Linked DNA regions of Homo sapiens: all the other regions are linked to region 3. A link is a loop called in an ENCODE intact Hi-C map of the cell type or tissue named here. Cell type or tissue: PC-9. All regions are shown on one strand. Links, peaks and the distances in the headings refer to the core of each region. The heading gives the core; the rest is flanking DNA.

The links. A loop is a pair of places that touch in the nucleus more often than their neighbours do. Peaks named below come from ENCODE experiments on the same cell type or tissue, not always from the same donor. Only the 100,000 strongest peaks of a DNase experiment are listed, where the experiment ranks them.
Region 1: it touches region 3 in a loop (8-fold over the local background); 13 of 110 quality-filtered maps call a loop at or near these places.
Region 2: it touches region 3 in a loop (3-fold over the local background); 6 of 110 quality-filtered maps call a loop at or near these places.

The regions. Positions count from the first base shown.
Region 1 is chr3:181,206,364-181,214,781 of GRCh38, forward strand. All of the region lies in intron 3 of SOX2-OT (SOX2 overlapping transcript), which reads left to right. Among named protein-coding and RNA genes, the nearest start is that of SOX2-OT, 150 kb to the left of the region's middle. In PC-9, for the core only: CTCF peaks have their summits at 4,055 (motif pointing right) and 4,255; no DNase peak of the experiment used is centred there.
Region 2 is chr3:182,272,916-182,281,333 of GRCh38, forward strand. No RefSeq gene overlaps it. Among named protein-coding and RNA genes, the nearest start is that of LINC01994, 210 kb to the right of the region's middle. In PC-9, for the core only: no CTCF peak of the experiment used is centred there; no DNase peak of the experiment used is centred there.
Region 3 is chr3:182,613,477-182,621,894 of GRCh38, forward strand. No RefSeq gene overlaps it. Among named protein-coding and RNA genes, the nearest start is that of LINC02031, 26 kb to the right of the region's middle. In PC-9, for the core only: CTCF peaks have their summits at 4,833 (motif pointing left) and 5,035; DNase peaks (open chromatin) are centred at 4,825 and 5,735; H3K27ac peaks cover 1,446 bases.

The DNA of each region.
Region 1 (8,418 bases), core at 87-8,086, 1.4 Mb before region 3:
ACAATAAATACCTTTGTGCACAATCACTTCATATTTTTCTTGTTTATCTTTGGGGTATATTCCAAAAAGTAGGTTTGGGATAGATGCCAAAGGTCAAAGGTACAGGAAAATTCCCTCCATGTGGAACTGTACCATTTTGCATTTTCATCAGTATTGCTTGTTTCTTTCCTGCACTTGTGGTAGAGAATGTTCTCCAGCTTCTGATTTAGGACAGACCCTCTCAAATGGGGACAATTATTGTGGACTCCCAGTGTTGACTTAAGTGATTTTAATTATTATATTACTTACATATGAGAAAACATAAAATTATATATAAGTTCTTTATGCTTATAGTTTTTATGAAAGTATACAACTAAAGCAAATATACAGATTAACTATAAATAAACTAGAATCCCAATACAATTTGTGTTAACAACATTAATATAATAAATGATGTTATTTTTCTGAAATGAAATGGCCACTTAGAATGTGAATATGGTATTGATTCTTGTAACACATTTTTTTAAACATTGAGTATGCATATGCGCAATATTATGTGCCAGGTGTATTGGTCAAGATCCTTTGAGTTACAGGAACAGAAGAACTAGCTCAGCAAGAAAACAACAACAACAACAACAACAACACCTTTTTGTACTGTTTTGGATCACAAACACATAATTGGGAAGGTGAAACCATAAATTAAGAAATGAATGAACTCAGGGGTTACAATTATTTCATTTGAATTCTCTACCTCTGCCCCTGGTTTTATCCATACAGCTTTATTCTCAGACGGACTTTCTCTCTCTCTTTATCCAACTATTAGCAAAGATGTCCCATGGGTAGCTCCAAGACAATAGCATCTTTACAGGTCAAGGTCATCCCAGAAATATAAACCCCCCTTGTTCCCTCCCAAATCCATAAGCCCTGACCAAAAATGACACTGATTGGCTTGGTTGGATCATATGTCCTCCTTTGAACCAATCACTGAATCCTCTTATTAGCCAGCTTGGGTCATTTGCCCAACTTACTGGGAAGAAAGGTAGCTCTCTTAATTTTCAGCCCTACCAAAAATCCCAAAAGAAAGGCCTACAAGACAGATAAAGACTGACAGATACCCATGCCATTGTGAAATTACTCAAATTTTCCACTACTTTTCTCTACTGAAACTATTGGAAAAGCCTGGATGTAGTACATGATTGTGTGACTTGTCCTTCATGTGATAAAATTTCATCATCCACACATTAAACCTACTTCAGTTCTTTTTTTTTCAGTGGGACTATACCATTGGAAGTAGAATTACTTGAAAAAAACATAGTCACTGAAATGACATGATAGTTCTCAGTTCTAAAGTGTTATTCAGAATACACTTACGTGATTTTAATTTGAACTGTCATAACAATGAGAACCCAAGATTAAAATATTCTTAGATAAAAGATCCAGAAACCACCCACCTCCAATTTGTGCAGATGCCGTTTGAGGATTAACTCTTTAAAGCATGGAGAAAAATTGAATACTTTCATTAATGTAGTTTTCTAATGATTTGTGTGATTTTTAATGTGCTGATAAATTTAATATCAAATTGATATGTTGTTGGTATTTTACCTACAATTTATAAAAGCAAATACATATAAAATAAAAACAAATATAAACATACATCTGTATAGCAAGTGCAACACTTGTATGCTCAAGAGCTTCAGCTTAATTGAGTTTACTTAAACCATTAAGCAGAGTTTTCTGAACTTTCTTCTCTGTATGGTGAGAAACCCAGGGTCTCTCTGAATATCTCTTAGGATTCTCAGGAGTGAGGGGTACTGTTTTCTGTATCTTACTTCTGCTTCCTTTATCCTGCAATGTGGGATTAATTGGGAGTGGAGATTAAAGATTAGAGAAATCTGCTTTACTGCCTGGAAAATTCAATCCCAGGAACTGAGAAAGAAATTTGGAGATATTCTTAACTATTTTGAAGGTGTGTGGATAAAATTTATGTGGAGACCTAAAAAAATTATCTTTTTATTTTAAAAAATTTTAACTGGTGCTAAGCAAAATATATATATTTAACCATCTCTTTTTTTAAAAGTTCATTTTACCCACTTGTCTTACTTTATTCATTCTGCTATAACAAAGTACTATAAACTGGGTGGCTTATAAACAAATAAATTTATTTCTCAGTTTTGGACGCTTAGAAGTCCAAGATCAATAGACAGGTATGTGGCACACTCCTGTAATTCCAGCTACTCTGGAGGCTGAGGTGGGAGGATCACTTGAACCCAGGAAGCAGAGGTTACAGTGAGCTGAGATGGTGCCACTGCCCTCAGGCCTGGGCGACAGAGCAAGATCAAGTTGCCAGTAGATTCAGTATCAGGTAAGGGCCTATTTCCTTGTTCATAGTTGGTGCTTTCTTGCCATGTCCTTACATGGTAGAAGAGGCAAACAAGTTTCCTCTGGCTTATTTTATAATGACACGAATCCCATTCATGAGGGCTCTGCCCTCACGACCTAATCACCTCGAAAAAAGGCCCTACTGCCTAATACCATCGCACTAGGGATTAGATTTCAACATATGAATTTTGGGGGAACACAGACATTTGAACCATAGTACCACTTCAGGATGCAATGGACAGAGATGAAAAAAAGTTACTGATTTTGCTCAGCTACAGAAGTTATGGAACTGGCATCACTTTATTAATTCAGGAAGTGCTTCTCATGTAACTGACCTTAGTCTACCTCTATTGGCCAAAGTTTCCTCATATATAAGAAGGGTATGTGGAGTATCATCTCTACAAATCATTGGCAGCTTTACTGGTTAATAAAGACACAGTCTTTAGAGCTGAAGGAATGAGAAAATGGATTAATATGGAGGTTAACTTAAGATAGAGAACATTTATTCCCTTATGAATTTTGACTTTTAAGAAAAGACAGCTTCCTCCCAGAAGAACAGATATGGTGAAATGGTAAAAGATGGAAAACCAGCTATGTAGCAGGTATAAAGACATGAGTCCCTTTGTTCTGAAGCATCAAGTCTCTACCTAATGCTAGAAGGAATTTTTAGAGAAATGGAGGCATAGCTACAAATGAAGTGGAAAGAAACCCTATGTATTTGCTTTATAAAGAAACTGTGACTTTGAGGACAGTTTTTACATTTAGGAAAAAAAATTTAAGTGGGAAAAAGTGTCACCAACAGCACACAAACCATACTGAAATGATTGTGAAAAGTCTGAAGTGACTGAACTCAAGAATATGAAGATCTCAAGATACTTCTTTGCAAATATGTCCCTTGTAGATGACAAGTCCCTTGTAGATGACAAGTCCCTTGTAGATACCAAATCTTGGGGTAAAATCAGCTTTGTGAAAGACTCACTTCCATGTAAATGTTTGCACCTTCTCAATGGGCTAGAATTTTATTGGTGAATGTTATTAATGGTAATGGGACATAGGTACACAAATCCTTTTCTGTGTCACTGGGAGATGGGAACTCTTAGTATGCAAAGTCTCTGCTGAAATCAAAGGGAATTTGCATAAGATCCACATTGGTTGCTTAACGCATAGTGTAGCTGGCATCCAGTGCATGCTAAAGGACAACATAAAAACCTCAAACACAAAATGGCTCTGTGCATTAATGCTGCTTAGGAAAGTGCTAGCTATTAAATATTTTCACCAGTATTAAGTATCTTGATATTTATTCTTAAGTAAGATTTTGAAAAATACTTATCATCACACTGCAGTTGATATGCAAATTTTAAAGCAACATTTCAGAAAGAAGCAAAATAATGCCACCAAACTGTTTATAAATTCTTCCATTTAAAAATAGTTTGCATCATATAAAAGTTAACTCCAATTCTCTCATACCAGTTAAACAATTATTTCATCAAATGGAATTGAATCTTAGTTTCTCAGTTTGCACAGAGAAGAAAATTCAAAAGAAGAATCAGAAATTAAATTGAAGTTTAGGCAATGCATTTTTAGGCAAAAATAATAGTAATATATGGCTGATATTTTCAAAGCTTGGCTTTTATTTTAAATTTTAAATTTATTTTTATTTTAAAGCTTCAACAGTGTTTTCCAGCAGGTGTCACTGTAGGCAAATATAAAATGACAAATACATCGTTTCTACAGCTTGCGGCCAATGGTTCCTTGAGAAAAAGATTTATATTCAGACTTCTCAATTATGATTTTGTTTCTGGTGTTGTCATTGTTGTTAATATTAGTCTCCTAGCATAATTTTCTGTTCCTATTGATGCATTCACAATGCAGTAACACTACCCAGTTGAATGAACAGAAGCAGTAGTATGCACTATGAAGTTCCACCCAGTTTGGGGGTAGAACTTTTACCATTTATAGAAGAGAATCCTAGAATCTTGAAATGCCTATCTAATTAAGATATATTTTAATTCTGAAGCCTCTGGCGGATTTTTCCTAATAGTCTTAATTAGTAATTTCTGATTTTTATGGTTGCTATATAAACTTTGTTAACGAAAAAACTCTAAAGTTTCATCAGGAAGGAAAAGCTTTAAAAGTATTCGGCAAAAACAGTTATCATTAGTCTGGGATGGGTATATGAAAGGAAGGAAGGACGTAATAATGTTACTGGTTACCTTGAAATTATACTTCAATGGTTGGGTTAGAATTGAATTCATATTATTCAGCCTGCAAAGGATGTCTCATTAGTTCCCAGAGAAACCATTTCTGAACATATTATCTCAAGGAAATCCAGAGAATCCATTATTTCTCTTTGCCCCCTTCTTTTTAATATGCACAGCACAGAGATAGGGAAGCAGAATGATAAGGTACTAGCAGGAGAATTTTCCAGGAGTTATTTTGCTGATTTCAAAGTCTTCCTGTTTCCTGGTATCCGTAAGCATCTTGGCATATTGTTCAGAGCTCCTAAAGAAGTGTTCGGTCTGCATCTACAGGCTAGACTTGGCTGCTGACGATTTGACATGTGCAGACAGATTTTTAAAAAAACGTATACAAGAGAAACTGGTTTAAAATACCCTTCTCATCTCATGCCCAATACAAAGACCCACATGACTGAAAAAATGTTTTATACACTTGATTCTTAGGAGAAGAAAGTTGTATTCCATGCATCCAAGCAGGTAAGCAAAAATATTACTTTCTCCATTTTATAATCAACTCACAAACTCTCAGGGAAATTGCTGGTTCCTGTGACTACAGTTCTGAATCCCAAAATAGGATCCACATCTCCTGACTCACTTCTTTCCCCTAGAACACATCGCCTAAAATAGGCGCGTTTTTTAGAATCCAAAAACATGTTTTCCTTTTAATAATGTCAGCGTTTACTGAGCCCCAACTCTATATCTGGACTATGCTAAGTACTTTATACGCGTTTCTCTCAATTCATTTTCTTCTTGCTCTCCTTTCCTATGATGTAGGTACTATCATTCGTTTTATACTCACACAGGAATAGATTCAAAGAGAACAACTTGCATGGGATACTGCAGCCAGGAAGGACAGAGAAGAGGCCTGGATTTGGGTCTTTCCAAATCCAAAAGGCTTTGTTCTTAACCAGTATACTCCCACAGCAAATATGATACATTATTTAGGAGAATAACAAACTATCCTTGGGAAGTTACACAAAAGAAACCAAGGCACTTTTCCTGTATTCTGTATGCTTTAGGTTAGAACCAGCCTCATCCTGTCCAAGGTGTTTCAGCTATAGCCCTGTATGGTACCGGCTGTGTTCAGAATAATGCCTGCAATTCCTGATGGCATTTCCCTGATTTCACTTATTATATCTATAGATTTAAGGTAAGATTCTTAACAAAATCAAAGGCTCTTCTGGGAAAAGACAATAACTAGAAACTCTGAGCATTGTAAATCTCACAGCCTATTGCATTTTAAGAAAGTGTAGTAAATATAATGAAAGAACTTCAAAGAACTACTCACAGTTCAGTTTGCACCATGTTAGAATATTTCCATTTGAGGCCCTTTGGAAAGGCATTTGGACTGTAACTTTAGTAATTGCAATGAAGTTAAGAGTTTACAGTGGATTTAAAGTCAGAGAGTCTTGGATTAAAATCTTTGCTGTGTCACTTTCCTGAACCTCAGTTTTCTCATCTCTAAAATGGTGGCTAATGTAAAAATAGCAGCAGCAATGAGTCAGTGGTTGTTAGGCACTAAGCAATGTTCTAAGTGCTTTACAGTCATGTCTTTCTTTATGCTCATAGAGCTCTTTACACAATGCATGGCACATATTAGAAAGCCAATTTGTTTGCTTGTTTCGTTTTGTTTTTGAAATGAGGACAGGGACTCTGACAAATTCATCTTTAACATTATAAGGGAAACTAAGAATCTGTCTTAAAACTAGGAGTCTGTGTTAAGGAATCACTGGATATTTGGATTTTATTTTCTCATTTTCCTATTAGTTCATTAATTCTCACTTAATTGCATGCTTTTGTGTCCTATCATGACCAGGAACTTGTTTTCCTGTCCACCTTCTTGTTTTCAGGAACCTGTTTTTCAGGAACCTGTTTTCTTGTCCACCTTCTTGTTTTCCCACGTTATTTCCTTCAAAAACCTCATGGCCTCTCTTCTCCTGGGTCCCAGGCACTGGAGGGTGGGACTTGCTGCCTGTAGGTGCAACCTGAACCCAGTACTCCTACACCAGGGTTAGGAGTTAGTGCTTCTGGTAGGAATAAAGTTACGTTCAAGCATGCATGTACACATGCACGCACACACACCCACACAAGTTAAATCATATATATGAGTTATAGTAAAATCATTTAAATGAATTTACAAGTTTATGTAAAATATCAAACTTTTCAAAAGATAATGATTTATGGTGTCAAAGGTAACGTGCTCGTTGAAGAATACTGGGAAAATAGAGAATATATTTAGAGAGAAATCATAATCTCAGTAACAGAAAGAGTAAGTAACATTGTATTCTTTCTTTCTAAATATGCTTAACTTAATTCATGTGATTTTGTATCTTTTAAAAATATGCTTTTCTGCTATAGATTGACATTGAAAGAAAAAAGACATTTAAGTTTCTTGTGATTCACAATAGTAAAACATGGCACTCTTACTTGACAAAGGAGAAGCCACTGCAGAAAGTGATTTTAGTCCAAAATCGTGTTTCTAACAATATTTGAATAGAACAGTTATGCAACTGCCTCTCCTAGAGTGTATTAGACAAGTCAAGAGGCTCTTGCAGCCACTGAAGAGATACTGAGGGCTGGGCGAATGTGGAAGCCACTTGGACCAAGAGAAGGTGGTGTGCTGGGCTGAGTGGGGGATTCCTACCACCTGGGACTTGCAGGGTGGTGGTCAGGAATGGGTATAGTATAGCCACAGCCTGTGTGCTGGAGAACAAAAAGCATGAAGCAATAACTCTGTAAGAGTAGTTACCCTTTGAAAATAAGTGGATACAATGAGCTCAAGCTCAATAGAAGAGTTAAGGTAACAAACATGCTTGCTCTCTGATATTAGGAGGTTTTTAAAGGCTACAGATGTTAAGACTTCCCTGAAGCCTTGAAACCCTTGGGTAAACACAACAGAAAGATGTGGGTGTGCTGGAGCCTGTGGTTATTTGATGCTGGAACCCAAGGTGTGACGTGTTTAAGGCCTTAACTTCAGAATAAAATGGAAAACTGAAGTTAAAGTGGACTAATAATGGCTGAGGTTTAATGGTAATACTGAATTTAAATTTCTTTCAACTTTGCCCTAAGTTACGTATGTATGTCTCTTTCCTCTGCTTTGTGTGCCCTCCAATTACCTTTCCACACAGCACACAAAATGATCTTGTAAAGAAGTAAATCAAGTCTCATCACTTGCCTGCTTAAAGTTTTCCTAAATGGCCTCCTGGATGTGGCTGCTATGACCCTCCTTTCATCATCCTCAGCTTCAGTGACCTTCCTGAACCTCTACTGGGCTGCTCCAACCTCAATTCTGCCTCTCCAACCCCTTCCTCTGGTTGATGTCAGTTCTCAGCTTGGTGTCACTGCATCCTGGAAAAAGACAGACACAAGCCCCCAAAAAGATAGATGCACAGTGTTCATTTAAAAAGAGAATGAGTTTTCCCAGATCTCCAGGTACTTGCAGTGGTCTATGTGGCCAGGCAAATATTTATGATAATTTACACACAAACATATATATAGGTACACACAGACACAGACACACACACACACAACACAATATCATTTCCAGGAGTGTAAAGACATTTGATCTTTAGAATGACTTAAAACGAAAACTAGATGAGCATATGTGTGAGGCTGAAAGTAGTTGTGAGTTGCAGGTAGATAGCTGAGGTTAGATCAGCAGCATATTTACATAGTATTAAAATTAGTAGAGGAGATACTGGTAAGGAAGAAAAAGCAGTACGGAGTTTGTAGAGACATTTGCTGCAAGATTTTAATGTGAATCTCAGTAAGCATGACTCCTCGGAGGAAAATGCCTGAGAGGATATCCCATTTATTCGTTCGT
Region 2 (8,418 bases), core at 87-8,086, 340 kb before region 3:
CAACCACCAAGAAAAATCAAAGAAGAGATATCACCTAGCAACTTCTTATAGAACAGATGAGCTGCTCCTATGTTAGTTTTCAAAAAGTCACTAATAATTACATTGGACCTCCAATCAACTATTAACACTAGTAAGAACAGGAAAGAGGAAGAAAGAATGAACTAATAGTTTTTAGGCATTTATTTTATGTTAGGCATTAGGCTTTACATGTATCATTTTACTTGATTTGCCTAACATTTCTTTAAGGGAGGCATTATTCTAGACAAATAAATTGAGGCACAGAAAAATTATGTAACTTGTCTTCTGAGGTTTACATATGTTTAAATTTTTTAGAAAACTCAGAAAACTAGAAATCCTAAAGGACGTCATTTAGAGTTTTGCATTCCTTGAGGATCCTTACAACTAATGATTTGAAAACTCATCCTATACTTTTTCAGAGAATAGAATGTAAGTCATTCTACAAGCATTCAAAAAAATTGAGTGTCAGGAATTCTAAAGGGTGTTCACTTGTTTGATGCATTTTTAATGTATATAGAACATGGAAGAGTGAATTACCCATAATAAAACTTGTTCATTCACCTTTTTTTTTTTTTTTTTTTTTTTTTTTTTTTTTGGTTCTTAGATGGAGAAAATAAGTAGAAGGACTCAGGGTAGTGAAATGTAAAAACCACTTGTATAAGCTTCCACCCATGGAGACACTCTAGAAAAGAGTAAGAGGAAAATCGCCTCTCAAGGAAATGTCACTGTCACAGGAGAAATGAAAAAATACCCTCTGGCCTGGAGTCAGGAAAACTGGGTTCGAGCCCATTGACTCTTTTAACTTCCTGTGTGACCTCAGGCAAATCTCTCCACTTCCCTGAGCCTCAGTTTTCTCATCTATTAAAAAAAAAGGAATTGAGCCCTAGGTTGTCCTTGCCATGCTACTTTTTAATTCCAACACACTATTACTCCCTGAGAGGTAATATTAATAGCTATGTCCTGGTTCGGCTATTTATGCCAAAGTGGTTTAGGTCAGTGGTTCTCAAACTTTAGGGAATCGACTGGAGGACATGTTGAAACTCAGATTGCTGGGCTGCTGCCCCGCAGTTTCCAAAACAGTAGGTCTGGGGTGGGGGCTCTGAATTTATATTTCTAAGTTCTCAGGTGATATCGATGCTACTGGTGGAACCACACTTTGAGAACCACTGATTCAGGACTTGAAGGCTTTTCAGTAGATTAAAGATAAATGTAAGAACCTATCAAGGTCAATTCATTCTAGTAGGCTACCGACTGCACTTTTTTTTTTTTTTTTTTTTTTAGACAGAGTCTCGCTCAGTCGCCCAGGCTGGAGTGCAGTGGCGAGATCTCGGCTCACCGCAGGCTCCGCCTCCTGGGTTCAGGCCATTTTCCTGCCTCAGCCTCCTGAGTAGCTGGGACTACAGGCGCCCACCACCACACCCGGCTAATTTTTTTGTATTTTTTTAGTAGAGACGGGGTTTCACCGTGTGAGCCAGGATGGTCGCGATCTCCTGACCTCGTGATCCGCCCTCCTCAGCCTCCCAAAGTGCTGGGATTACAGGTGTGAGCCACTGTGCCTGGCCACTGAGTGCATTTTTAAGTTAACCTAAAATATTCTAAAAATATCAGACTGGATGTCAGAGCTGGGGGAAACTCCTCTGATCGGGAAGAAACATATTTTCCTATATTCTAGAAAGGTATCCTCTAAAAGATGGGTGGCTATGTTTGCCTTGGATATATCTTTCTGGACCTATTCTACCAGACACTTTTGAGACTGTTTAAAAATTAACAAAATCAGCTGGGCCAACATGGTGAAACCCTGTCACTACAAAAAAGTGCAAAAATTAGCCGGGCATGGTGGCATGACACCTGTAATCCCAGCTACTCGGGGGGCTGTGGCAGGAGGATTGCTTGAACCTGGGAGGTGGAGGTTGCAGTGAGCTGAGATTGCACCACTGCACTCCAGCCTGGGCGACAGAGAGAGACTCCATCTCAAAAAAAAAAAAAAATTAACAAAATCACATTTGTGCAGAAGTGGGATGAGTGTATTCAGGCACTGGCTCTGGTCAGGCTTCTAAGTTTGGGGAGCCATAAGCCAAACCTCTCCTTCTCTGTCTAGGTTCTGACCTACCCCAGCGACCTACCACAGACAAATTCCTGAAGTCAATATCACACAGTGGAGTCAGGCTGCCTACTTTCTATTCCTTAATACCTAACAACTATTCCACCTTTAACCTCTCATACCTCTTTATCTCATCTGTAAAAATGAAAATGTTAGCCTCATAGGATTGTCATGAGGATTAAATGAAATAATACACCTTAAGCACTTAGAATCTCTGGCACACAGTACATGCTCAATAAACGCTAAGTTGTTATTTCACTCCTTACCAGAGAATATAACCTTAAACTATCTACTCTCCACCTCTGAACAAATGTACAAGTATGACATAATCAAGGAAAATATTCAAGGACAGGTCAAGAAAAGAGCATCAAGGATGGGCTGCCCATCCATTTCCCTAAATCAAGCCATCATCACAAAGGCTACATGCTTAGACCACACTTTGTTTTGGGGGCTGGGAGTCCCCAAATTGTGAAACTGCTTTTACTAAATTTAACTTTGGCCTTAGTCAAGTCCTGAGAGACAGCATGAGAAGTAGTTAAATGTAACTCACTTTGAGGTAGAGATAGGAAAATGTCTTTTTCATTGCACCTTGTCCTCTTTAGGAGGATCCACTAAACTCATTTCTCCTGAGCAATGTTTTATTGTTGTTCCCTTCGTATTTTTATATGTTCTTATATTGTATTTTCCTCTTGTTTTTAGTCACCAGTAAGCTAAGGGCTAAATCTGTGCCTGCCTCCACTATTGTATAGGACATAACAGCATGTGTTCATTTGTGCCCTGGTTTTTTTCCTTATCTACACTTGACTTACTCTTCCAGCTTGATTTTTCTTATCTCTTTATCACTTGGAGTTGCATGTATTTTTTCAGCCTTTTCCAAGATATTTCGGATAGAGTCAAGGCATAAATGAGTTAATAGATTAAATGATTCAAATCATATAAGGCTACAGAGAATTATCATATTTTAGAAATTTAGTGTCTGGTGAGGCAATATCCTCTTAATTTGATTTATAGTTTAACATTGGGATAGAACATGTTTTTATCCAATGAATGTTTTAGTAATCTTTATCCTTATCTTTCCATAAGGAGAATTTTTAGAAGATTATAGCTTTAAGATACGGAATACTTAATAGAAAGAAGACCTCATAAAATAGTGCACACTTCACAAAGACAGCATAAATCCCATTCAGCCTCATGAAATGTATGTATGTCTCAATGATGTAAGGCCTTGCTCTTGCCTGTTGGGAGGGAATGGAAGACTGGTCAGTCTCGTGACCTCTCTGGGAAGATGATGATTTAAGGAAACCTGTGATGAACCATTTTTATAAAGTGAAATAACCTTTGGCAATTTGTACATGAACCTTCCTGCCTACCACTGTACCCCTACCTACTGGGTGAAACAGTTTTTAGAGTCTAGGATTTTGTGCCTTAGGCTTTCTCAGAGTAAGACCCACCATTATAAATAAGTCAAATTCAGAAGCCTCAGCCCTCGAAGTGAAGCTCAATTTTCTTTTTGTGTGGATGTTGTTTCATGACATGGTATGATTAAATTGCTGTCAATGAAGCAATAATCCCTCTGGGAATTCCAGTGACAAAATCCTTTAGTGAGCTCTCCAATTCTCACATCTAACAGAAAGACACAGGCCCTGATCCCGAGGAGCACTGAGTGCTGTCCAGCTGCTAGAACTGGCCAGTGCTGCATCTTCATTGCCCTTCCTCTGGTTCAGTTCCCTGTCCAGAAGTCCAGGGAGTGACAGCTGTGTTTGGGCACCGCGTAGCAGGCTCCAGAGGGGCCTGCACTGCAAAACCTCCCTGCCAGGGCTCAGTGGGGAAGGCACTTCTTATCACAGCAGATTTCCATCCACCTGTTTCCTTGGCCTTCCTCTCTCAGCAGAGTATACTATACAGCTTTTTAATTTTGTGGGTGAGAAGGTTCTTGGGACCTTTTTCTTATTCTTCCCTAAGTTTCTCATCATTTTGGATCAGCATCTCCCTACTCCTTACTGGGATTCTCCTATTTCATCCATGCCCACCATATTGCCTTTCTTTCCCACAGAACAATATTTGTATTTTCAGAGGGCTGAGTTTAATTTTGAGGCAAAAAAATTATACAGTCTTCAAAAGATGTCTATGATTATGAAATTCTCACCATGTTGTAACTCAGATTTTTCTTAAAATTAAAAAGTATACATTTAAAATGTTCATGTTTTTCCAGCAATCAATCTTAGCATCACTAAAGATAACCTGATATGATATGCCTCCTGGGAAATGCAATACATACATTGATTCACCTAATTTTTTTCCTTCCATCATGGTATTACTTATGTACTGTAAAAGTCAAAGTAGTTCAATGAGTTTTGAAAAATCTATGCACCCATACTACTGTCCCCAAATCAAGATACAGAACTTTTCCATCACCTCAAAAATTCTCCTGTGCCCCTCTGTAGTGAATCAGCATCCTCTGGACCCAAAGTCATATGTTCTGATTTCTAACATCATAGATTAATTTTGCAGTTTCTTGTACTTCAAATAAATGGGATCGTATCGTGGGTACCCTTTTGTAAATGGCTTCTTTCTCTCAATATAATGCTTTCAAGCTTTATCCATATTGATGGGTGCAACAATTAGTTACTTCTTTTTAATGCTAGTATTCCATTGTACGAATATTTTACATTTTGTTTATCCATTCTCTTCTTGGCAGATATTTGGATTGTTTCCAGTTTGCAGTGACTGTAAATTAGGAGTGATTGCAAAGAAAGCTATTATGGACATTCTTGTAACAAGACTTTTATTGTGGCCATGTGATCTGATTTTTCCTGGATATATATGTAGAAGTAGAATTGTTAGGTCTTCTCTGAAATATTCCTGCCAAAAAATGTCTCTAATTTATATCAAGGAAGGCCTATAGGCCCAACTTTCAGTTTACAGGAAACAAAGAATAGAAGAAAAAGTTAAATCACCACAAGAAAACAATGACATTTTATATGACAATTGGCCTGCTCTCCAGCAAGTTAGTGTCATGCAAAAAAATACGTGGGAGGGGTTGAGGGGGAGAGGAGAAAGGGTGGTATTGGTTTGGATTCTAAGAATTATAAGAGTCATCATATCCAAATGTAATGTGTGGTCTTAATTGGATCATGGTTTAAACAAACCCAGCTATAAAATATTTATTGGATAGATTATGAATTGGGTTTTAGGCAATATTAGGAAATATTTGTTAATTATATTAGTCGTGATACTGAAAAATTGTCATTATACAGAAAGTATTCTTATTAAACACTTAAAGTGTCTAGAGGTGAAATGTAATGTCTGTAATTTACTTGGAAAAACTTCAGCAGAAAAAAGCATATGAGGCAAATGTTAAAAATTATTAAATCTAAGTGATGGGTACATGGGTGTTGGTTACACAATTCTCTTTTCTTTTACCGTGTGTTTGAAAATCTTCATAATAAGAGGGAAAATTATTTTTGATTATATTAAGTATAATTGTTATATTTGGCTCCAGTAATTTAATTTTTTATCTCCATCCTGTTTTAATCCATAGAAAATAGGCTCTTTTATTTGTTCACTATATTTCTCCTAGTTTAACTCAGTAGATGGCAAAATAGAGAGCCAGTGGGGCTACAGTAACATCTTAAAATAAGTTCCCATTTAATAAAAGCCCTACTTATAATACTATCAACATAATTGACAATTTCTTAGACTAGAGATCATTATCCAGTGAGCCATAGCAAGTTGTGAAGCAGGGACAGAATAATAGATTTAGATTTCAATTTATGAAGCCCTTTGTAAAAGCTGCAGGAATTGGAAACATTAAAAATTTTCAAGACATCTCTACCTGTCTCTCTAACATGCTGCAACACTGTAGAAAGTTTATTTTACATGAGCAATTTCTGTTCACAATATTCTAATTATGAGTATCAAATGGAGCTTCACCTTCCACCACCCCAGTGATTCATAGCATTCGTGTCAGCTAAGTTAAACTCTGTTTTGTCTGGTTAAAATGATTTGGTATTTTGCACAAACAGATCACAACTTCTTTCCTCCCCATTCATAAAGGAAGTCTCTCTTCCTCCCCTCAGAGTGGTATTCATGCAGGTCAGCCCTTCTGCTCTCTTCACCAGCTGTTTTGCCCTCTTTTCCTCAAATGTATTATCATCGTTTCACTGCATTCTGCTATTTTAAATCAAGAGAGCCCCACAGTCAAGGACAGCATTACTCTTTTCCACCTAGTGCTTTCCTTAATGTTTGTTGAAGAAAGACACTTACTAGTGATTAAAACAATAGGAATATGGAGAAAGAACATGATTTAAGATAAGCATTTGTTCAGGGACATTTCTTAGGGCTCAGATCTTGTGTATAGGTCTGTGGTGGGGATTGCAGGATGTGGAATGGAGTATACTAGAAAGGATGGTGTAAATTCAAAAGACACAAACATTGAGTTGTTTTATTAGCTGCTCTGTGACCTTGGGCAAGCCACTTAACATTTCTTAGCCTCAGTTTCCCCAACTGCTCAGTGAGGAGTTCAGATCAAATTATTCCAAGATTGTATAAGTTCTAATATTTAACAACTGCTTTTAAAACCTTATAAGTCTGTTATAGATAATAAGACATTAACTGTGCCATTATTAGATGAATAACATATAATAGGAGAAAAGCTCTCAACCATTAAGAAAATATTTGATTTAAAACTATGAAATGTTTATCAAAAAAAGTTGGAGAAAACTAATGTTTCCAAGAGATATAATATAGCTAATAAATATGCACAAAATACTGCTTTTGTCTTCTATTGACAAGAGAATGAAGATGGAGTCCCTGATGAAAGATAATAAGCAGATCTGTTGGATTTCTCTGAACAGCAAAAGGTCCCATAACAATTTGGGAAATTTAATCAGTGAGCAAGACCATATCAAGTCAAATGCATTTTTGCCGAAGCACGAGAGGTAAAAATAGGATCAACCAAATTCACATTCAGATGTATCATTGTAGCTGCAAGTGCTTTCCCCCCATAGGTCTGCTTTCATCTCTCACCTATTTGTATTCACTAATACTCTCTCATTGTCCTTAATTTTTCCCCAATTATTTTTTTTTATTAAAAACAGACACAACAGATTAAGGATGTAAAGTTGAATAGCACAGCGCATTAGTCAAAACAGACCTTTGAAATGGCACACAATAGTTCCCCAAGGTGGTTTGTTTTATCCCCTTTCAGAGTTGGGCTTCTCCCTCACTCCACCTTTCCTGTCTTAGTCAGGCTTTGTACCAACCAACTCCCCTCAGCTTGGACCAGGTAGGGTCAGCTGGAGGTGAAGCCCTAGTGAGGTGATGGGAAAAAGCACAGTCTGGCTCGGGATGGGACTCTCTCATGGTATCATTTAGAGGTCATGGTTTTTACCCTAGCAGATTTTCATAGGGTCCTTCATTAAAAATTAAGATTCTACTACATTACAGAACAGTTTGGCAGGCTACTAGAAATTGCCATAAATAATTTATCAGCTCGTCCATTCTGATTTCTTCCAAATACTATCTTTGTTATTTTTAGCACAAAGGAAATCATATCTAACTATTGAGTTCAGTGGAGATGGAAGAAAATGCCACCAAGTATAGCATTTAACCAAATTATGGGAAAGCATTTTAATTATCTTCATATCTTATTATATCAATAAATGATAGACAATATATGATTGAATTTAGTGGTGTGGACCCTGTACTTAACAGGAAAATGTCATTTGAATTAAAAGAAAGCAGACTATTGAAGCTCCAGGAAGGATTGGCTGAAATAGATGATCCCTAAATTATATGACTCAATTCAACCAACATTAATTGAGCCCTCTTATGGTGTACAAAATAAGTGAGTCAAATTCTTCTCCATATAGACCTCTCAGTGTAGCAGATATTGCTGAATAAATTGACTGGTTGGAATACAAATTGCACATTCCCATGAGAATGATATAATCTATGTAATAAAGGTCAGATCACAACAAAACCCCTTAGCCCATACTGTGAATTTCATCTAGAATTCTCAGAGTTGTTTGGAAGCCTCACACTGAACGACTCTGTTTCCATCAGAAAGATAATTCTTTGATTCAACTCAGGACAGAAAGACATTTCCTGTAGGGGTGTTTCTACCACCTTTCCTGGCAAGTGCAGTAAAGATGGGAGAACAGTGGTTGAGGCTGGAACTAAAGAGGAAGTAGAAAAGTGAAGTGGCTGTGGGGCCAGTGTGTATTCATGGTGATCCTGGTGGCAAAGGCAAGAGGCGTGGGTGAGCTCCAGTCATGGAGAGGAGTCAGTCAGTAGGG
Region 3 (8,418 bases), core at 317-8,316:
ATCATCTGATAACTGTAAGATTTATAAGTTGCTGCATCACCACAGTAATTTTGATATTGGCAATTTAAAAGCCCAGTGACTGAGAAAGACCACCTGAAGTAACTCAGACACCTGCAAAAAGACAGCCCTGAGACAAACAGTGAAGTGATTGACCCCCTTATTACTCTTCCCTTTTCTCCCACCCCACGGCCTTCACCTGGGTTAGCCATTCACAACCTCCCTTAGATAAGATTCTGGCTCCTGACTTCATTCTCCTCCTGCCTCCCACCTACCCCAGCCAAAGAAATGCCCCTACATACTTCCCACTCACCCAGAGTCATTTTTAGCATGAAATTAATGTTTTTAAAAGATAATGTGAATATAAAAATAACTGAATTTGTTTGCTCTCCCAAAATGTATATTTTCATTTTTATGTACACCTCCTAAATTCGTCAATTGATCATTAATATAAAACAGGTGGGTACATACCGCTGACTTTACTAAGAGCTTTCAGATGCATTGTCCAATTTAATCTAATCTCCACAGCACCCCACTGCCCTCCCAACCCAGATTTGTAGCATTTTACAGATGAAGAAACTGAGGTCCAAACAGACTAAGTCGCTTTTCCATGATCACTCAGAACTAAGAGACAGAGGCATTTCTGACTTCAAATCCTGCCTCAACATCTGGAAAGCTAAGTGCTTATAGTCAGTCTCCCTTGTGGAGTACAGGCAGGGCCATCACCTGCTTAACTGGGAAAGAAGCAACACTCAACACTCACCCTAAGGTCTTACCCTTTGTAGACCAGTCCTTTAGCTTTCTGATTCCAAATGATTTGCTGCTGCTGTTGTTGTTGTTCATTTATTTCATTTTGTTTCCACAATCTCAGCATACTTAGCTAAGAAAATGCTTTAACCCTAAGAGACTTTTCATTGAGACCATCTTAGACACCTGTGGTCCCCCAGTAGAGGCGAGGCCTCTCCAAATGGCACTACACACTCAAAAGATACCCGGGCTGGCTCTTAAATCCCTGCTTGCCATATAAGAAAGCAAAGTCAGTCAAAATGAGGGACTGTCTCAGTCTTCGGTGCATGAATGGTCAACTTTGGCACCCTTGGTTGACTTGGTCAGTGATCCAGAAAGTTCAGTATAAATAAATCATATAGATGCCACATTGAAATGAGTGTCACTGGATTAGCCAATGAGTGAAAAGAGAAGCAATCAGAAAGCAGATAGCACTAACACCATCCTAGGGTTGGCTAAGCCACCTCTGTCTTTCACTATACATAGGGTTTATGTTAAAGGGAAACTGGCTAGATCCATGTATATTCAAATCTGTGTGATAATGCACCATCTTCTCACAGGAATCTCCTAGACTGGGAGTCCAGATGCCTACAGTCTAATCTCAGATCTCATGAGTTCTGTGATGCTAATAACTCACTTAACCTATCTGGGCCTCAATTCCTTCATCTGTAAAACAGGGGCACTGAGAAGGTTTGAGCTGAATTAGAATTCCCACTTCTAACACTGCACAAGGGACACTATACTGCATTCTCTTCTGGAAGGATGTAACTTTGCACAAAGAGGCAGTAGGACATACACACTGGAATTAGTCAACCTGCATTTGAATCCTGGTTCTGCCATTTACTAGCTATGTGTCTCTCAGCAACTTACTTAACTTTTCTAAGACTCAGTTTTGTTATTTATTATAAATAACAATAATAATTATTGAGAAGTCAAATGAAAGAATGCATATAAACTGATGAGCAGAGTGCCTGGCACACAAGAAGTGATCTTTAAAAATGCTAGTTCATATGACATTTAAACATGTTTCTTATTTTTGTGCATCAAAAATGTTCATGTGTATCAAAAATGGAAATGATTCATTTCATTCTGTTTTTTAAGCTTTCTGGTTTTTGTGTAAACCTGGAAAAATTGTTCATAAGCTCAAGTTCAACTCCAGTTATAAATTCAAAGATGTCTGATTAAAAACTCTCTACCTTGTTGTGGAAACTCATTTGTTGTAATATTCCATTAAGCCAGCTGTGAGCTGGTCAACTGAGCACCCACTGTGTGTCAAGCACATCTGAAAGAATGTAAATGCTTGAAAGGATCATTTAAGCAAAACCTATACAAAGAAATATACTCCTAATTCCTTTATTTTTTGATTCTGTTATTTTATATCATTGACCCTTAGACACAACCATTGAAATTAGTCCAGAAAGAGAGTGTGTATGTTTTATGTCATTCGTTTACTCAAAAAATATTTATAACCATGTATTCTGTACATGATGCTGTGCAAATCTGAAGCAGATGCAGATTATCTAATCCCCAGCTCCTAGGAGCTTGTTATCTTGTAGAAAAGATGCTACATACAGATATACCTATCAACCAAAGCAGTATTCATGTGCCATTAAAAAACACAAAGTAAAGAAAAATGAAAAATTATTTCTAGCTGGAGACAGAGAAGAAGTAAGGTGAACCTCTTGAAGAAGGTGGTATTTATACTGGTCCTTTAATGGCGAGCAGGATTTCAATGATTAAGAGATAGGTTTTAGGGAGGAGAGTCCCTGAGGGCCTCCGAGAAATTAGGAATGACAGGCATCAGCAAAGACTGGGAGAGTCAGATCCATGACATCCATCCATGAAACGTGGCAGAGTCCCATCTGGTCAGCATGTGAGATACAGGCAACAGTGAGCACCAGGTTGGGAACGCTTTGCCTCAGCGGAGTTTAGGCATCATTTAGTAAACAAGGGCAAAGCATGGAGGATTTGAAGAGCAAGGGGAAAATGCTCTCAGAGGTGTTTTAGGAAGAACGATCCGGCACTATGATCTATTTCTCCTTTCCCAGAGAAAAGCCCTACAACCTATGTCCCTCAAAACAATATGTTTATCCTCAATGTCTCTAAAAAGTGCTATGGCCATCCCTAGTAGCATATTAACTGTTTAAATAAAAGCATTATGTGAAAGACTGCAGTCCTTATGTCAGGGTAACATTGAAGGTGCAAGGCACGTGTCAGAAGATGAAATAAACTCAGAGTAACCTATCCCCTCTAGAGTCCTGGCTTTAAATTCAGGTTGCATCATAAATGAATAGGGTTTGGTGGCCTCCCGCCTATCTCCTGGGAACATTTGTTTGATTTACAAAAGTACGACACAATTTGACACACTCAGTATAATTAGCATTCGCTATTTGGGAGAATGCCCCCAGACAGCTAGAATTCAAATGCACCGAAGCCAGACCTGAATTTTTTTTCTCTGTCCTCCTCTTCCATTTTTTTTTTTCCTGCTCTCTCCTTTCTTCATCAGAGGACCATGCAAGCTGGAGATTCGAGGAAGCAAATCCCAGATGTCCCGGGTGCTCTACACACCAAATCAAGCAACAAAATGCATGTTTCAGCCTCTACCGTTCTGCTATGCGTAGAGAACAGAGGCTGTTGTTATATGTTCTGCTCCCCAGACTTCTTCATGCAACTGTTGATTACACAGTGTTGGTTTCACATAAAGAGTTTTTCTGGAAGAAGTCCCATTTCAGAGAGAGGTGCTTAGTATTTAACAGTGCTCCTGCTAATAATGATTAAAGTTATTACTGTTACTTAAATAAAGCAGGGCATAAATACATAGAAGACATTGGGTTAACTACTGCTCACAACATATGAAAATATCCTCTTTTCTCAAGCACAGGAGTTTGCCTGTTCATTTTAAATCTGTTTAATTCCAATTTTAGGGGGCCTTGTGACAGTCATCCAAAAGTTAGCTGCCAAAACTGTGACTATATTAAGCTGTTTATCACACACCAACTAAAGGTGGTGCGTGCTGGTAGACACACAGAAAAGCAAAGAAAATTGGAGCTCATTAGCCAGGGAGGCCAGGAAAGCTTTAGGAAAATTCTGAACTGGGAAATATTTGTTAGAGAATTTTAGTTGTGTTTCTTCTAAGGACAAAAAAAAAAAAAAAAAAAACAATCTAAGTTTATAAACAGAAGCAGCATAAATGAGTTAATTTTAAAGTTATAATAGACAATGAAGAGGTGAGGATAAATAGAAAACACAGACCTCAAACTCCAAGGCAAGTGAACGGAATCTTCAATTTCTTGATCCTTTGGTTTGACATGGTTGACACGCTTCCCATGGCTCACAGCCTGAAAATGCAAGGCAAGAAATTCATTTTCTATTTTTTTTCTATCCAAAAGTTACATGTGTCATTTTAGAATCATCACAAGTTTCAATTGGATGGGATCCAAAAAAATGTCATCTTCCTGTGAGTGCGTAGCAATATAGCAATGCAGAAATGGAATCATAACTGACCTGGAAAACAAGGAGGGCCTCTCCAAACTCCACATCCGAATGGACACACCACATTTGGTTTCTTCTCAGCAGTGACTAATTTTGATTAGATTTGAAGGCCCAATTTAAGCTTAGCCTAGAAGCTGCTTCCACTGCTTATTAGTGGTCTGTGCCCTCATTAACTATCATTGAAGAATGAGGTGGAAACAATCATTCAAGAGCATCTACTCAACTCTACATTCAAAGCCACAGCAGTTTATTTTATCCTTTGGTTTGGTGACGGCTTGGGAAGGGGAAGTCAATTTTCCTTCATTTCTTGGAATAGAATTGGAAACTAATTGCATGTTGCTCTTAAAATTCGTTAAAAAATAGTTTGAAACTAGCCCATAACGTCACATAACCATAGATGACAATTGGCCCCTAATTGTACCTCAAAGTTTAGCCACTGACGGTTCATTTGTATTTTCCTTCTCAACACGCTTTCCCCCTCCCCAGCACCCCAAACAAAACATGCTACTTTTAAATAAGATTTGTGGAAAGTCCTAAATGGGGTACCATAGACGAGTAAACAGTGTCACCTAGTGGGCCAGAGGACACTAGGAAAAGAAGAAAACTAGTAATCTGTACAAATGAAAATACCGGCCAACTGACAGCATTAGGCCACATTTTGCCTTCATTTTTGCCCTCTGTTGTCAACCATGAGCAAAGAAGAAAGTTTCCTCCAGGACACACTAATAAATAATCACAAACAAATAAACGCCAAACCCCACAGCTTTCCCTCTCTAGTTCCCTAATAAAGATCTTACCTAAGTAAAAATAACAGCTGGCATTAATTCAGCATTTACAGAGAGCGGATATTTTGCAGAGAGCTTTACCTGGGGCATCTCACTTGGTTACCCAGAGTCCCATTATTGGTTAGGGAGCTTTGGTGACTTGCTTGAAATCATAGACTCTGACACAGCCCCTGTGGTAACACCTGCTCTGTAGTACCCCCCACACAGCCCAAGGGCAAACAATGAGATCTCGGAGGGACAAATATATGTAATAACAGAATCATTAGACACATATTAAGCATTTACTGTGCCCCAGACTATTTAGGGGATACTAAAATGCACTGACATGGATCCTGCCCTCTAACAAGTTGTCATCTAAAGGATCCATTTGTAGAGTACTTTAGAGTTACTATCATTTCAGGCTATCTTCATGTGCCTACAATGTAATCAAGGTCCTGATTTTAGAAATGAGGTTTTGGGATTCATCCAAGTTCACACAGGTAAGAAGTGGCAGCCCTTCAGATTTAAAGGTGAGTGGATCACTCCACCTCTTGCTGCCTCTTTCACCAGTGCAGCTGCTAGAGATCTCTGGTTTCATGACGAGGTATGGAGGCCACAGACGGCAGAGAGCTGACTCAGAGAACAATTACCACAGGGTTCAGGGGTGGAATGTTCTTTCCCTCTACCATCTCCAAACCATCCCAGCCTGACAGGAATGACCATAAATCAAATCTCTTGATAGATTAGATTAAAACAGATAATTCCCATTCTGTGGGTCTCAAAGAATGAGAACTATAAGGAGATTTTCTTAATTTAAAAAGGGGTGCCGGGCGCAGTGACTCACGCCTGTAATCCCAGCACTTCGGGAGGACAAGGTGGGTGGATCGCCTGAGGTCAGGAGCTTGAGACCAGCCTGACTAATATGGTGAAACCCCATCTCTACTAAAAATGCAAAAATTAGCCAGGCGTGGTGGCAGGCACCTGTAATCTCAGCTACTCAGGAGGCTGAGGCAGGAGGATTGCTTGAACCTGGGAGGCGGAGGATGAAGTGAGCCAAGAGCATGCCACTGCACTCCAGCCTGGGTGACAGAGTGAGACCCCATTTCAAAAAAAAAAGTGGGGGCGGCAGGAGTGGCATACATGAGAAACCTACAGCAAACATACCTAATGGTAAGAGATAGCATGCTTTCTGTTCTCACTCATAGGTGGGAATTGAACAATGAGAACACTTGGACACAGGGTGGGGAATATCATACACCGGGGCCTGCCGTGGGGTGGGGAGAGGCGGGAGGGATAGCATTAGGAGATATATCTAATGTAAATGACGAGTTAATGGGTGCAGCACACCAACATGGCACACGTATACATTTGTAACAAACCTGCGCGTTGTGCACGTGTACCCTAGAACTTAAAGTATAATAAAAAAGTAAATAAATAAAAATAAATAAACAAAAAAATAAAGAGATAGCATACTTTCCCCTGAGATCAGTAACAAGATAAAGATATTCTCTTTCACCAACCTATTCAAGGTCCTAGCTAGTGCAGTAAGATAAGAAAAAGAAATAAAAAGTATACATATTAAAAAGGGACAAGTAAACTGTCTTTACCACAGGTGACATGATTATTACAGTAGAAAACTCCAAAGAATCTTTAAAAAATTATTGGAACTACTAAGCAGGTTTAGCAAGGTTGCAGGATATAAGGTCAATATACAAAACTCATTGCTTTCCTACATACCAGCGATGAAAAACTAGAATTTGAAATTAAGAAATAATACCATTTACAATACCACCCAAAAAAAGAGGAAGAAAAAGTACTTGGGCATATGTCTAGCAAAATACATATAGGATCTGCATGTAAAACTTACCTTCAGTAGGGAGGAAAAAAATCCTTCTGTTTTATAAAAATAGGTTAACAGAACAAGGAACAGTATATTCTTCATCTTTGTACAGAATGGGAAATTCTTCCAGAGGCCAGACTCAAGATTTCAAAATCCTGGGATTAGTAGCCCACCTGGGGCCATCTGGGCTCCTTCTCTCTTCTGCGGTCTTACAGAATAAGGGAACCAGGGTGTGGCATACTCAGAGTGCCTTAACTCACTTAGGAAAGCTAAGGAGAGAACAAAGAAGGGAGGGGAAAAAAATAGCGTTTTTCATTAAAAGCCTTAATACCATCAGATGATAAAAAGAAGTAAGTACAGCCTTTCTCCTGACTCTAAGGACATAATGCTTTTTCATTCTTCCTGCAGTTAAGATCACAGATCTAAAATCCTTTGAGGATCTTTTTTAATTAAAGAGATCACTTTAGCTTATTGAATGAAGCTGAGAGATGCAGCTCAAGTTTTCCTACTTCCTACCTTCCACACTCTCAGCAGCACAAAGTTCATCTGCATAAACTATGCACCCTAAATCCAGACAAGGCCTTGCCTTGACTTGTATGATGCTTACTCTGTGTTACTCTGGGCCAGGCACTTCTCTACTAATGCACTTTACACCTATTAGCTAATTTAATCTCAATACCTCCATGAAGGAGGTGCTATTGTCAGTCCTATCTAGACAGCTGAATAAACTAATAGCTAATACATTTTTTAACATTGCAAATTTTCTTTTAGGAGTTTTACTTTGGGCTTGCTTATATGGCCAACAACTTATAACATATGTCAACTAAAATATCTTATAATAGTCTGACTGCTTCAACATTTCAAGAAGCTATTGTTTGTAAAAAGCAAAGTGTATTGGTGAGGTGGGATCCTGGTGTGGAGGTCAAGAGGCAGGGAGGGTGACTGAGTTCAGGAGCATGTCTGTAACCCCAGTGTTGTGCTGATTAGTGTTCAACAACCAGCTCTTCATTTAAATAAAAGGAGGGGTGGGGAGAAGAAAAAAACAACAGCATAGGAAGCCCTGATTTGTTGTGGTTGCCAATTTCTGTGTATAAATACTCTCACCATTGCCAATTTTGAAGCTCATGAAGTTCCTGAAAATTTAAAAATAGGCTTTCAACGAGCCAGTAGGGGCTGGCTCTAGCACACCTGCAAAGCTCCATGAGGACAGAGTCCATGGCTGTTTTATTCAGCCTCACAACTAGCGTAGTGCCTAGCATGTAGTAAGCACTCAGGAAATATTTGTTGAATGACTGAATGAGTGGATTAATGAGATGCAATCAGGTAAATTAAACAGAGGTAAGTGCACTGTCTTCCTTTGGCTATACTATAATCAGAACCTGGTTGCTTCAATGACATCACAGTCTTGATTTATCATGATGGTTATGATTTGTGCTACAATTCTGTGGGGGAAAAGGAGTGTTATCTCAACATTGTGCTTTGTTAATCATAATAGGAGTGCTAAGGGAGATAAGACTCTTGAATGTGTGTTTTCAAAAG